3 separate regions of the Homo sapiens genome follow, and regions 1 and 2 are each linked to region 3. Evidence: read pairs that join two places in POLR2A ChIA-PET (ENCODE). Cell type or tissue: MCF 10A. All regions are shown on one strand.

Region 1 (5,000 bases), 56 kb after region 3:
ACCTCAGGTGATCCGCCCACCTCAGCTTCCCAAAGTGCTGGGATTATAGGCATGAGCCACCACATCCAGCCATCTAGGCTTTATTGTTCCATTTACACAGCGTGGCAGAGTAAATTTAGCTAATTCTTGCCAAGTGCAGTGGTATGTGCCTATGTCTCTGCTACTCAGAAGGCTGAGGTGGAAGGATCACTTGAGGACAGAAGTTCAAGACTGCAGTATGCTACGATTTTGCTTGTGAAAGCCATGGCTCCATGGCACTCCAGCCTGGGCAACAGAGCAAGACCTTCTCTCTCTCTCTCTCTTTTTGAGACAAGGTCTCACTCTGTTGCCTAGGCTAGAGTGCAGTGGCACAATCACGGCTCACTGCAGCTTCAACCTCATGGGCTCACACCATCTTCCCACCTCAGCCTCCTGAGTAGCTGCCACACACCACCATGCCTAGATAATTTTTGTATTTTTTGTAGAGACAGGGTCTTACCATGTTGTCCAGGCTGGTCTCAAACTCCTGGGCTCAAGTGATTTGCCCACTCGACCTCTCAAAGTACTGGGATTACAAGCATGAGCCACTGCGCTTGGCCAACCTCAGCTCTACAAAAAAGAAAAAAAAAGTCCAGGCACAGTGGCTGACTCCTGTCATCCCAGCACTTTGGGAGGCCAAGGAGGGCAGATCACTTGAGGTCGTTAGTTCAAGACCAACCTGACCAACATGGAGAAACCCCGTCTCTACTAAAAATACAAAATTAGTCGGGCGTGGTGGCGCATGCCGGTAATCCCAGCTACTCGGGAGGCGGAGGCAGGAGAATCACTGGGAGACGGAGGTAGTGGTGAACTGGGATCGTGCCATTGTACTCCAGCTTGGGCAACAAGAACAAAACTCTGCCTAAATAAATAAATAGATAAAATTAGCCAGGTGTGCTGGTGTGTTCCAGTAGTCTTAGCTACTTGGGAGGCTGAAGCAGGAGAATCACTTGAGCCCAGGATTTCGAGGCTGCAGTGAGCTATGATCTTGCCACTGCACTCCAGCCTGAATGACAGGGTGAGACCCTGTCTCAAAAAAAAAAAATCACTACTGACAGATCATAACAGATAAAATAATCAAGAAAAAGTTTGAAATATTGCAAGAATTACCAAAATGTGCCACTGAGACACAAAGTGAGCACAGGCTATTGGAAAAGTGGCACCTACAGACTTGCTCAACACAGGGTTGCCACAAACTTCAATATATAAAAAAATGCACATCTGTGGAACACAATAAAACAAGGTAATACCTCTACAGGGATTGGTACAAGAGTATGCCAGACACTCTTGTATGTGTATCACACAGCTACAGGAGATAATACAGCACATAGAAGTGAAGGATGACATGTAATATGCCATGTGTCCACCCCTTACCGCATGCCCCCTTCTGGCTCCTTTTACTATTACATTTTTTAGAGACAAGGGTCTCACTCTATCACTCAAGCAGGAATACAGTGGTGTGATCATTGCTCACTGCAGCCTCGATCTCCTGGACTCAAGCAATCCTCCTGCCTCAGCCTCCCAAGTAGCTTGGAATACTGGTATGTGCCATCACACCTGACTTTTTACTTTTATTTATTTTTGAAAGACAGCATCTTGCTATGTTGTCCAGGTCTCAAACTCCTGGTCTGGCTCCTTTTATTTATTTTATTTATTTATTTATTTTGAGATGGAGTCTTGTTCTTGTTGCCCAGGCTGGAGTGCAATGGCTCAATCTCAGCTCACTGCAACCTCTGCCTCCCGGGTTCAAGCGATTCTCCTGCCTCCGCCTCCCGAGTAGCTGGGAGTACAGACGTGCGCCACCACACCCAGCTAATTTTTGTATTTTTAGTAGAGACTGAGTTTCACCATGTTGGCCAGGCTGGTCTCAAACTCCTGACCTTGTGATCCGCCCGCCTTGGCCTCCCAAAGTGCTGGGATTACAGGCGTGAGCCACCGCGCCCAGCCTGGCTCATTTTATATGAATACATGTTGTTGTTGTTGCTGTTGTTGTTGTGAGACAGTCTCGTTCAGTCGCCCAGGCTGGAGTGCAGTGGCACAATCTTGGCTCATTGCAACCTCTGCTTCCCAGGCTCAAGCGATTCACGTGCCTCAGCCTCCCGAGTATCTGGGTTCACAGGCGTGTGCCACCACACTCGGCTAATTTTTGTGTTTTTAGTACTGACGGAGTTTTGCCATGTTGGCCAGGCTGGTCTTAAACACCTGGCCTTAAGTGATCCACCCGCCTTGGCCTCCCAAAGTGCTGGGATTACAGGTGTGAGCCACCACACCTGACCTAATATATGTTTTTTCCTTTGTATCTGTGTTTCTAGCTCTGTGTCACAGTACTTTTGTAGACTGTCCAGTTCCCACCCATCACTGAAGTAATTCAGAGCTTTCTTTTGGAGAAGCAGTCATCTCATGGTTAAGAATGCTGGTTTGGAATGAGTCTAGGTTCAAATGTCAGCTCCCCCGCAATCCCCACAATTATGTTATACAACCTTTTTTTTTTTGAGACAGGGTCTCACTCTGTCAACCATTCTGGAGTGCAGCGGTGTGATCATATGATCATAGCTCCCCGTGGCCTTGAACTTTGAACTCCTGAGCTCAAGTGACCCTCCCACGTCAGCCTCCAGAGTATTTGGGACTACAGACACACATCATCACGTTTGGCTCACTTATTTTTATTTTTTGTACAGACAGAGTCTCACCGTGTTGCCCAGGCTGATCTAAAACTCCTGGCCTAAAGCAATCCTCCCACTTCGGCCTCCCAAAGTGCTGGGATTACAGGTGTGAGCCACTGTGCCCAGTCTAATCTTGAACAAATTATTTTACCTCCCTAAGCTACCGGAACAACCACACATGCCACACAACCTGGGAAGGACCAACTCAGCCATTCTCCAGCAGCGAAGTGGCTGCCACCCCAGGGATATCTAACTAGAGGATGTGGGATGGAGGCGTCATGGCAAGGCAAGGCCTGCCCCCTGGTGGTCAGAGAGCATGGGAGGCCCGAGCTACCAATGGTGGCTTTTCTCAACTGGGCCTTGATTCCAGCTTCTGCCCGATCCCCTACCTTGCTTGCCTCCTTCTATCAACACCCCATTCACACCCCAAAGGATCAATATAGGAAAAATTGTCTCTACTATCTCAGCTGTAAGAAGCCCACGGTTTGGGGAGGGAGAAGAGGTCACCACCAGTGGGGACGTGGAATAAGTAACTGGCTGGGGATAAAACTCCACTCTTCCGGCCGGGAGCAGTGGCCCACGCCTGTAATCCCAGCACTTTGGGTGGCCGAGGTGGGCAGATCACCTGAGGTCGGGAGTTCGAGACCAGTCTGGCCAACATGGTGAATCCCCATCTCTACTAAAAATACAAAACTTAGCCAGACGTGGTGGTGCGTGCCTGTAATCCCAGCTACTTGGGTGGCTGAGGCACGAGAATCACTTGAATCCAGGAGGCGGAGGTTGCAGTGAGCCAACATTGTGCCACTGCACTCCAGCCTGGGCAACGAGCAAAACTCCGTCTCAAAAAAAAAAAAAAACAAACTCCACTCTTCCACAGTGTACACTCAATCACATGGTTCTACTCCACGTCCCAAGGCAATGTGGCTTAGAAGACAAATCAGCCTAGGTTGGAGTCCTGGTGCCACTACTGTAAACTGGGGGTACCACCTGTAAACTTCCAGACCCCATTGCCCTAGGTGTTCAATGTGTGGTTCTTCTCCAGTGCTTCCCCCGTCCTGTGCAAGGGTGGCAGTGCCATTGCTACACCTGGACTCAAGGGCATCCTGCTCTCCCAGCTCTTTTCTATATCTAAGACTTCTAAACATTTGTCATAGCTAAAAATGTTCCAGATTCCAAAGACAGTATGTGGGGTTTTTTTTTCAGTCCATCTAGAATAAATCCTGATATGTGTGTACATTCAAGGGACCCCTTTTAATAACTCTGAGAACCTCTAGGGAAGGCTAACCTGCAAGACAGGAACTGCTGCGCTAATCAGCACAGTGGGCACAAGAATGGAACTTTTTTTTTCTTTTTTTTTTCTTGAGACAGAGTCTTGTTCTGTTACCCAGGCTAGAGTGCAGTGGTGCGATCTCGGCTCACTGCAACCTCCGCCTCCCGGGTTCAAGAGATTCTCCTGCCTCAGCCTCCTGAGTAGCCAGGATTACAGGCACCCACTACCATGCCCAGCTAATTTTCATATTTTTAGTAGAGACGGGGTTTCACTATCTTGGCCAGGCTGGTCTTGAACTCCTGACCTCGTGATCCACCCACGTCGGCCTCCCAAAGTGCTGGGATTACAGGCGTGAGCCACTGCATCCATCCTGGCCAAGGATGGAACTTTTCTAAAGAAATTATTCCCAGGCACTCAAGAGGAAAGGCAACAAATAAAACAGTGTTGAAGTGGATGTGCACTGGTCTCTGTTTTTGTGTGTGTTTTTTTTGTTTTTTTTTTTTTGAGAGGGAGTCTCGCTCTGTCGCCCAGGCTGGAGTGCAGTGGTGTGATTTCCGCTCACTGCAACCTCTGCCTCCCGGGTTCAAGCGATTCTCCTGCCTCAGCCTCCCAAGTAGCTGGGACTACAGCGCCTGTCACCATGCCTGGCTAACTTTTTTGTATTTTTACTAGAGACAGGGTTTCACCATGTTGGCCAGGCTGGTTTTGAACTCCTGACCTCAAGTGATCCACCTGCTTCAGCCTCCCAAAGTGCTAGGATTACAGGCGTGAGCCGCCGCACCCAGTCTCTGGTCTGACTTCTTTAACAACAAGCTGTGGGCTGGCTGGATGTAGTTGAGGCCAATAAACTCCCAACTCAGACCATGAAAACAGGTGAAAACACAAAAGTCCACAATCCAGCACAGGTGATCTCATCTTTCCCCCACCCCCACCAGGGTTCCTCTACGTGCTGGCAGGGGTGAGATTGGGTGACTTCTCTGGCCAAGTCTTATCAATATTTTTCAACTAATGAATGGCTCCCAGGTGATGATACTTTCAGCTTCTGAGAA
Region 2 (5,000 bases), 280 kb after region 3:
AGAGCTGCAGTAGCATTTGTGACTCTGATCTGCAGACCCTGTAGTGACTCTAAACCAGGAGCAACTACCACTACTGTGGCATGGAGTGGGGAAAAAGGTAATTGGAAAAGGGTGGAGATGGGGAAGGACCTACCAAATGCCTTTGTTGACACAGTAGAGAAGTCATCAGACATAACATTGAATGGAGGCAATAAGAGAGTTCCTATGGCCCTATCAAGCTTATTAGTAGGTGTTTTAACAAGAAATATGTAAAAATTATTACTTGTCGGCCGGGCGTGGTGGCTCATGCCTGTAATCCCAGCACTCTGGGAGGCCGAGGCGGGTGGCTCACTAGGTCAGGAGTTCAAGACAAGCCTGGCCAAGATGGTGAAACCCCACCTCTACTAAAAATACAAAAATTAGCTAGGCGTGGTGGTGGGCGCCTGTAATCCCAGCTACTCAGGAGGCTGAGGCAGGAGACTCACTTGAACCCGGGAGGTGGAGGTTGCAGTGAGCCGAGATCGTGCCACTGCACTGCAGCCTGGGCGACAGAGCAAGACTCCGTCTCCAAAAAAAAAAAAAAAAAAAAAATTGTTTGCCTGCATACCCTAGCACAGAGTACTGTACCTTGAAATATTCACTTTGTAACCTCAAGAAAAGACGTTGAGGGAGCTGTGGAATTAGCAAAGAGAATGCAGTGCCACCCATAAACGGAGTGATGTTTTGAGGAGCAGAGGAACTTTGAGGGAGGAAAGTGCAACAGGAAAAATAACTGCAGGTGTGGAAAAACAAATATAAATATCTTCTCAATTCCAATCACCTCCTACCTTCCTATACCAGGCCTCAGAAGGCAGCAGGCTATGATAATAAATTTGATTTTATATGGCTTTGAACCCAGGATTTTATTTTATAACATATACACTTACTGTTATTCCTGGTCTTCAAGAGTTCTTGTCATCCTCAAAAAGACAAAAAAGGTACCAAAACAAAAAATTAACTACAGTATTTTATAGATGTGAGAGAAGTGGGCAGAAATAATACGGCTTTAGGCTAAAAAAGGAAATGAGGTTATTTCTTGGGGGAGCCAATATTGGCGATTTCTGAGGGAGCGATCCTTACGTGAATATAAAAAATTGTGACAGCCACCATTCCTCCTGCTAACTGATCTAAATCCATCCCCTTGGGAAACGCCCCTGAGGTATCTATCAGGTGTAGTTCAGCCAGAGGGAGTAAACCCACCGGGCCCTCGTCCTTTCCTAGCACCACCATTTAAAGGGATGTTTGAGGGGTAGGGCAGCGGAGCATTCCAGACACGGAGTTAAACCCGCCCCACCCCGCTGGCCCACGTCCAGCCCGATCAAGAATTGGAGGAGAGAGGAGCAGGGCGTGGTGGCGCGGGCCTGGAGTCCCAGCTACCCGGGAGGCTGGGGCGGGAGGATCGCTTGAGGCTGCAGTGAGCCGTGATTGCGCCACTGCACTCCAGTCTGGGCGACAAAGCGAGACCCTGCCTCAAAAAAAAGTGAAAAAAAAAAAAATTAGAAGGGAGGGCACCAGAGGAGGGCTGGAGCAGGTTCACAGGCTGGGACTACGGAGGAGCCCAGCAACCGAGAATCACTCCTGAGGGTCTAATTTTCTTACTCTCCTGATGCCTCACGGGGCGAGGGACTAGAACGGGGCGCTGAGCTGGCTGTAGGCAAAAGCCAACCGACTCCATCCCCTACTCTCCCATCAGTCGCGCGTCCCCGCGCAGACGGGTGCGCGCTGGCCGTGGGCGGTGGGGACCTTCTCTTCTCGCCTCTGGCCACCCAATGCATCTGATTTAGTTGTATGAAAGTTACAAAATTCTCCAATATTTTCGTCTTGTAAATCACCTAGTATGAGAGAAACTCGAAAGGTCCTTTCTTTCCTCCTTTAATCCCTTTTTGGAAAAAAAAAAACATCAGAAAACGCAGGAGTCGGATAGGCAGCCCCGAAGCCAGCCCCGCCCTCAGGCCCCAGCGGCCCCGCCTTTTCTCCCCCCGCCCCCCCCCCGCACTCCCCACCTTTCCTCCCCTTTGGCTGAGGCTTTTTCCCCCGTCGCTGGCTCTGCCCGAAGTTTCTAGAGTTTTCTGACCTTCAAGGCGAGAACTGCTGTGTCATTCTTAGGGACACTCCCCAACAAACTGCGCCACCCGAGTCTCTCCCTCCTCTCGCCAGCCGGCCCTAAAACATCAAGGTTAGTCAGGACTCTATATTTAACGTCCGGAAGATTCTGTGAACTATATGCCAACCTTGCCCTAGTAACGGGGCTCCCCCCTCCTTTCCCCTCTTTCTGCTTGAGCAATCTGTTCTATCGGAAAGGAGAGGCAGGGCTGGGAGAGCTGGAAGGTGGGGAAGGCAAGAGCTTGTAGGGGCCATGGTCTTGAGTCCGAAGAGCAGAGCAGCAGCCAGGACGGGAGTCCCTGGCTGATCACATACCCGTGGTGCCCTTAATGCTCGCAGAGGCCAACACTGTATTCATTTGTTTTCCTCTTTAGAGAATAAAACAATTAGGTCTAACCACAAAATTAAAAGCAAACAAAACCCAGTTAGGTTGATGAGCCAATGTGGGAAGGAGTACAAAATGAGTGTCAGAACCCGTGGGTCCAATCACCGGTTCTGTAACCTGTCATCTGGGTAACCAGATCAAGCCACTGAACTTCTTTGATCCTTGGTGCTGTCTTTGAAAATGAAAAGGTTTGACTGAATGGCCTGTGCCCGCAGATCTTAGGACAGTTTTTACATTAAGCTGAAAGCAGCTGTAGTCCTAATAATGGTCCCCAACTTTTAAACACCTAAATAAGAATGACTACGAGTCATATCCGAGAGTATGGGATCCCCAATAAAAGGAGGGAGAAGATCATATTCTCTTTGATCATGTAGGGAAAAAAAATTTTTTTATTCGAGACAGGATCTCTGTCTCCCAGGCTGGAATGCAGTGGCGTGATCATAGCTCACTGCAGCCTTGACCTCTTGTGCTCAAGCGATCCTCCTGCCTCAGCCTCCCAAGTAGCTGGGACTACAGGCACCTGCCACCACGCCCAGCTAACTTGTAAAGTTTTTAGTAGAGATGGTGTCCCACTATGTTGCCCAGGCTGATCTTGGACTTCTGAGTTCAAGTGCCTGCCTTGGCTTCCTAAAGCACTGGGATTACCGACCTGAGTCACCACACGCAGTTCAGTTATTGTTAATTATGTTTTAGAGATGAACACGTCGAAACTTGTGTTATTTAGTCAATGTACAAGTACTTCCTTGTTGAAAAGAAAAACAGCCTCACCAAAGAAGTAGAGCGCAGATGCAAATCCAGGATTTTCCCTTCCCAGATTTTTTCTTTCCATGCTGCTAGAAATGGCCAGGGTTCTCTTTGTCATTGAAGCATTTGTCATTCATTCAGTTAAGAATGCCTGCCTCTAGATTTCATATCAATTAACTCTTTTGCTTTCATTTAAGTTCATTTGGATAAACTTAAAATTATAACAGCTTTTTTTTTTAATTTATTATTTTTTTGAGACAGAGTCTTGCTCTGTCACCCAGACTGGAGTGTAGTGGTGCGATCTCAGCTCACTGCAACCTCCACCTCCCAGGTTCAAGTGATTCTCCTGCCTCAGCTCCTGAGTAGCTGGGATTACAGATGTGCACCACCACGTCCGGCTAATTTTTGTGTTTTTAGGAGAGAAGGGGTTTTGCCATGTTTGCCGGGCTGGTCTTGAACTCCTGATCTCAGGTGATCCACCCATCTCGGCCTCCCAAAGTGCTGGGATTACATGCATGAGCCATCGCGCCCGGCCTATACCATCTTTTAAAATGAACAAAATTAAGAAAACTACTGTTTGAGGAACTATAAAAAGGAGAGGGAGAAGGAAGGAAAAGACCCTGCAGCGTCAGCCTGAAGAAGGCTGTCTTACCCCACACTGCTGTAGCAATTATGTTCTTGGCACTCCCTCTTCAGTTCTCTTGTCCCTTTGAAAGCATCTAACCTGGCTTTCACTTTGGGGACTCTGAGCTCTGATCCTTCCAAACACAGAATCCAATAAAAACCTAATTCTGAAATTAATCACATTAAAGTTCTGAAAAATCTCCTGGGGTTCTTATATATTCACCTTAGACAGCAATTAAACTTGTGACTGGATTTCTGCCTTGGGAAGCATCCAGTCTGAAAGGAAAGAAAAGGCCGGCGTGGTGCTTCATGCCTGTAATTCCAGCACTTTGGGCGGCCCAGACGGGCGGATCACTTGAGGTCAGGAGTTCGAGACCAGACTGGCCAACATGACGAAACCCCCTCTCTACTAAAAATACAAAAATTAGCCAGGCGTGGTGGTGTGCACCTGTAATCCCAGCCACTCAGGAGGCTGAGGCAGGAGAATCGCTTGAACCTGGGAGGTGGAGGTTGCAGTGAGCCAAGACTGTGCCATTGCACTCCAGCCTGGGCGACAGAGCAAGACTCTGTCTCAAAAAAAAAAAAAAGAAAAAAAAAAGAAAATTCAGGTGACCCTCTCCTTGTCAGGAAATGGACAAGGAATATGTATGTGTGGGTTTCCAGTCTAGTCCACAGAGGCTTCACTTAAAAGCTAGGTCAACTATAGCACTGTAGACTCTGACTAGTGTGACTGATTGAAGAAAAACAGCATTTATATTGGATTTTTCTGCTATCCAGAGAGCACCCAAGATTTGGGGTCCCAACACCACATCTACTTGCTAGGCAGTTGAGACAGTGATGCCCTTTGCTTCATGCCAATAGAGAGGTTTTTTCTCCCCCTCTCCCACCCCCCACTCCCCACTTTTTATGTTTCTCAGCAGAATCAGAGAAGTATTTTATTTTTGAGAAGGAGTTTCGCTCTTGTTGCCCAGGCTGGAGTGCAGTGGCGCGATCTCGGCTCACCGCAACCTCCGCCTCCTGGGTTCAAATGATTCTCCTGCCTCAGACTCCCAAGTAGCTGGGATTACAGGCATGCGCCACCATGCCCAGGTAATTTTTTTTTTTTTTTTTTTTGGTATTTTTAGTA
Region 3 (5,000 bases):
TTCTCCTGCTTAGGTTGCTATACTTCGGGTCACGTAACTACTACAACCCTGGACAAAATGAAGGACTTGGTACCTGACCCAGAAGCCAGTCATCTCTAAACCAGTCATAGAGGTTTCCAGAGACCACAGTTGGCCTGGCCCAACAGAGGGAGACTACAGGTCCAAGCAGGACCTTTCTGGAAATTTAAAATTAGAAGTCAAGTGACAAAATTAAAAATAAGCAGACAAGAAAAGCCAGTCACAAGAATGAATGGCAGACCTGGAAGTCACTTTTGGATCATTAGCACTTTGGTGCTATCACGAAAGAAAGAATAAGCCTGTATAAGCCTCCTCTATCCAAAATTGTTTTTGATACTTATCCCCTGATTTTTTCTTCCTCACTGTCGCCCCGGCTGGTGCACAGTGGTGCAATCACGGCTCACTGAAGCCTCAACCTTCACCTGCTTAATTTCTGAACGTTTTGTAGAGACAGGAGTCTCGCTGTGTTGCCCAGGCTTCTCTTGCACTTTTGAGCTCAAGTGGCCACCCTCCTGCCTCGGCCTCCCAAAGTGCTGGGATTACAGGCGTGAGCCACTGCACCTGGCCCTGATCTAGCCTTAAGTATAAACCCTTACCACCACCTGAGCAACGACAAACACATCTTTGTATTGTACCCTTAAAGAGCCCAATGAGCACTACATGCCCAAGAGAAAATTTACCTTCTGACGGATGCTCAAAGCCACAGTCGACAATGGCCCGGAGCAACTCTGGCTTGAGCAGGAAGTCACGAAAGCCAGAGCTGTGGATGGAGACATAGGAGCCCTTGACATCCTTCTTGGCAGGGGCCTCAGCCCCATCTCCCCCAGCTGCTGTCTCCACCTCATCATCTTCATAGTCCAAGAGCTCATTGTCCACATCGTTCTCTGCCATAACTGGGCCGGCAGGGGAAGAAGGGAAGGGGGATCTGGATGGGTTCTCGCAAAATAGGTGAAAACAAGGGGTGAAGAGTAGGGGATTGAGGAACAGCAAAGGAAAACAAAGATACTATTTCTAACAGAAGAGCTGGAGGGGGGAAAAAAAAAAGCAAGACTTAATCACGAGCACAGCCTTCACCACCTCTTTTCCATCCCCAGTTCCCACTTTCCCTAAACCAGGAAACTTTTACCTGGAAAGAAAAACAGATACAAAACATAAAAACGAAAAGCAAATATAACAGAACAGAAAAAGCAGTACCAGGGAAAGTGGTTAGGACAGAGGTTCCCAACAAGATTAGCAATCACAGTAGCGGAAACCAGAAAAGTTGGAAGGGGAAGACCAACTTATAAATTCTTGATCTGAAAGTAACAGTGAGGAAATAGAATAGATAATAAAAGGTAAAATACGACTAATAACTTAGTAAAGTGGAAAATGGAGATGACAAGTAGAGTCCTGAAAAGTCCTCAAAGGAAGACTCCGCTTTCCCTATTATAATCCCACCGTTATGGATGCCTAACTCAGCAGCCATCAGTCAAGGGTGATAGATGAGGGTCATCACTGCGCAAAGCGCTCACCTTTCGAAAAGAAAACATCATATGGCCGCCGTCCACCTCCCATAGCTCTCAGCCTCCCACTTCTCAGTATCCTCCCTTCCGCTGTTTAAGCAAGCCTTGTGTAATTAGCATGGGGGGGAGGGGCGGTGCAAGACAAATGGCTCGGCCACAAAAAAACAAAATTCATGTCTCCACCCTACAATAAGAAAGCTAATAGGTGACAGAGAAAGGCAATCCCCGCCCAGGCTTTAACAGGATCTTTACCAAGTGGTCTCACATCACTGTTACGCTACGAAGGTGAGACTCCTTTTGGAGAAACATACAATGACACCAATCGTATCGTAAACACTTGGAAGGCACTCCAAATTAAGTTGGGCAAGTCAAGGTGAGAAAAATCCAACTGGGCCCAGAAACCAGCTCCTCCTCCCAGTCCCACCGAGGGCCGAGAAAGAGCTCAAGAAAGGACAAGGAAGGTGAGAAGAGCCCCGCCCTCCGCAAATACCAAGACCAAGGGACGCCGAGCGCCGCCTCTCATTGATGCTGAGGCCTCCAATATGAGAAGAACCCATTGGAAGAAGGGAGCAAAACGAACACAATGGCGCCGAGGACACCATCTTGGATTGGGTCCCCCCTTAGCTTCCCTTCCTTCCCCCAGGAGCTCTTTGCTCTCGAAAGGGATGCAAGCTAAGGAAATAGCGAACCAACTAGGCCCCAGCGACCAGACCATCGCCTGTGAAAAGGGTATCAGGAACCCATGTGACGGGATGGGTGCGGAGAAGCGCAGATGGAAACGGATTGTAGCGAAGGCCAAAGCTTACCTAAACAGGGAGAGCGCGTATGGCGGCAGCAACAGCGACGAAGGAGGGAAATCTGCCTTCACTTCCGGTTGCAGGCTTCCCTCTACTCCAGCCTCCCGCCTTCTTGGCTGCAAGAGCGCAGGCGCAAGGGACCGGAAACAGGGCCTTCCGCGGTTATACAGATCCGTGCGCTCCAGGCTTGCCTTTGGAAAATGCCTGTCTGAAATTTGTTTTAAAACCGTTTCTAACTTCACTGCTACCGCCAGTAACAAAAGATATAAAGGAAACTAACGTCTCCCCCCCACTGTTATCTTTATTCTCTTATCCTACTCCTCTCCATGCCCCTCATCTCTTCGTTTAGGTTTTTGCCACGCAGGTCTTCTCTGTAGGCACCCCTCCATGGATGCGCGAGGAACGAGTGTGGCGAAGGCTGCGAGTTCCCACGGGGTCCTTGGCCCGGTAGTGAAGGTGACCTGAGGACTGCTGGGCACGCACTAGGAACCGGCAGGCCCTAGCTGAGGGGAGGGAGGAGGGAAGTCTCAGGGAACTGGATTGCTCGGGGGTGTTTCCCGACTCTTTCCCAGTCGTGGGGCTGGTGGGCGGTATTTTCCCAAAAGGATGCTGTCCGAGGTAGCTGATGCCCTAGGGCCAGTGAGTCAGGAAGGTGTTCTGAATCCGAGCGGGAAGACGGGGTCTGGATTCGGCCCCAAGTGTTAATAGTAGGGCTTGAGGGTTATACTACATTCCATTAATACTGTTTTTGTTTTTGTTTTGAGACAGAGTCTCGCCCTGTCGCCCAGGCGGGAGTGCAATGTCCTGATCTCGGCTCACTGCAACCGCTGCTTCCCGGGTTCAAGCGATTCTCCTGCCTCAGCCTCCCGAGTAGCTAGGATTACAGGCGCCCGCCACCACGCCCAGCAAATTTTTGTTTTTTTAGTAGAGACGGGGCTTCACCCATGTATGACCTCAGGTGATCCACCCACTTCGGCCTCCCAGAGTGCTGGGATTACAGGCGTGAGCCACCGCGCCCGGCCCATTAATACTGTTAATTCGAGCAGAATGTTCTTGGCCCCGCCCCAACAGCCCCATTGTTCAACCTGGATTTTTTTCCTGAATGAAACATTTGCTATCCCCGTCTTTGAGATGGGGAGCTACAAAAGTAAGACCTGATGTCCTGCTGTGTAATAAAACAACAAACGTTTGGCCCTCTCCCTGTTAACATACTTAATCATTTAATACTAAGGAGTAGGTACCGTTATTCTCATCTTATTGACAGAAGCGAAGCAAAGCAACATATCTCAAGCAGTACGGCTGGTGAGGTTACAGCCAGGATGCAAACATCTCTCATTCTCTATTGTATTCTGCCTCCCTGCTCAAAGAATCTGGTTAGTAAATACACTGCAGGTTACCTTATTGGTTCAAATTCTTGGTGAAGTAAGCTTGTCTTCAGTGACAAATGAAGTAACTAATTCAAGAATGGTGTCATAGAAGGTATTTTCCCAAGTATCATTTAATTTATTCAAAAGTATTTATCAACTGCCTCCCTTGTGCCACATGTTGTCCTAGGATCTGGGGACACAACGGTGAACAGCCCTGTTCTCACAGTGTTTACATTACAGGAAAGAAAACACATAAACACAAATATAATGTCAAGTATCGATAAGTGGTCAGGGTGCAGTGGCTCAGGCCTGTAACCCAACCCTTGAGGAAGCCGAGCCCGAAGGATTGCTTGAGCCCAGGAGTTTCAGACCAGCCTGGGCAAGTGAGACCCCATCTCTACAAAAAATTTTAAAATTAGCAAGGCATAGTGGCACTCGCCCGTAATCCCAGCTACTCAGGAGGCTGAAGTGGGAGGATCATTTGAGTCCAGGGGGTCAAGGCTGCCGTGAGCTGGAACTCCAGCCTGGGCAACACAGCAGGACCTTGTCTCAAAAAACCAGTAGCAGTAAGTGCTATGAAGAAAATGCAAGGTAAAGGGGCAAAGAGCACTTGCTCCTACACTCCAGCTTTTCTCTACAGTTGCGATCTATAGTCCTCAGATTCCCAAATGAGGAACCATGTTTCTCACTTTAGAGAAATAATAAAGTACTACTTGTTCTTGTTTCTCCAAGAAGTTTCAAAGGATAGCCATTTGGGCTGTTTAGGGAATATGTAAACAAAAAACAAGAAAGTGACTGAAGGCCAGGCACAGTGGCTCACACCTCTAATCTCAGCACTTTGGGAGGCCAAGGCAGGTGGATCACTTGAGGTCAGGAGTTTGAGACCAGCCTGACCAACATGGCGAAACCCCATCTCTACTAAAAATACAAAAAATAGCCAGGCGTGGTGGCACACACCCATAATTCCAGCAACTTGGGAGGCTGAGGCAGGAGAATCGCTTGAACCTGGGAGGCAGAGGTTGCAATGAGCTGAGATCACGCCATTGTATTCCAGCCTGGGCAACAAGAGCAAAACTCCATCTCAAAAAAAAAAAAAACAAAGTGACTGAAAATGAGAAATGATGAGGCAAAAGGAGGCTGCTTCAACTCACCAATTTATTTGCCAATAATTATTTTATTGATACTTTTTTTATTGTTACAATGGGAAAGTAAGGTGTCAAGGATATAGAAAGGAAGGGCATGCATATGAGGGAACACAGTATCATTTTAGATCTTAGAAAGCAATGAGCATCTGATAAGTCTTTGGGGAAATAGGA

Evidence for each region. Peaks named below come from ENCODE experiments on the same cell type or tissue, not always from the same donor. Only the 100,000 strongest peaks of a DNase experiment are listed, where the experiment ranks them.
Region 1: POLR2A ChIA-PET joins it to region 3 with 11 read pairs; 34 of 35 experiments call an interaction of 5 or more read pairs at or near these places.
Region 2: POLR2A ChIA-PET joins it to region 3 with 11 read pairs; 21 of 35 experiments call an interaction of 5 or more read pairs at or near these places.

Annotation. Positions count from the first base shown.
Region 1 is chr6:31,595,774-31,600,773 of GRCh38, forward strand. No RefSeq gene overlaps it. Among named protein-coding and RNA genes, the nearest start is that of NCR3, 5.3 kb to the left of the region's middle. RefSeq lists enhancers at 1,456-1,956, 1,957-2,457. In MCF 10A, CTCF peaks have their summits at 1,439 (motif pointing left) and 2,960 (motif pointing left); DNase peaks (open chromatin) are centred at 1,398 and 2,978.
Region 2 is chr6:31,820,108-31,825,107 of GRCh38, forward strand. No RefSeq gene overlaps it. Among named protein-coding and RNA genes, the nearest start is that of HSPA1B, 5.1 kb to the right of the region's middle. RefSeq lists an enhancer at 1,664-2,863. In MCF 10A, no CTCF peak of the experiment used is centred here; DNase peaks (open chromatin) are centred at 1,324, 1,734, 2,184 and 3,184.
Region 3 is chr6:31,539,624-31,544,623 of GRCh38, forward strand. DDX39B (DExD-box helicase 39B) reads right to left here and starts at 2,380. Exons shown (of 11, transcript NM_004640.7): 1 at 2,327-2,380; 2 at 699-1,041. The coding sequence starts at 909. It overlaps ATP6V1G2 (ATPase H+ transporting V1 subunit G2), which reads right to left. Exons shown (of 3, transcript NM_130463.4): 3 at 4,821-5,000. It overlaps ATP6V1G2-DDX39B (ATP6V1G2-DDX39B readthrough (NMD candidate)), which reads right to left. Exons shown (of 13, transcript NR_037853.1): 3 at 2,327-2,525; 4 at 699-1,041. SNORD84 (small nucleolar RNA, C/D box 84) reads right to left here and starts at 1,555; the gene lies at 1,478-1,555. It also overlaps DDX39B-AS1. RefSeq lists enhancers at 1,810-3,009, 1,887-2,808 and a silencer at 2,122-3,037. In MCF 10A, no CTCF peak of the experiment used is centred here; DNase peaks (open chromatin) are centred at 1,638, 2,088, 2,438 and 2,808.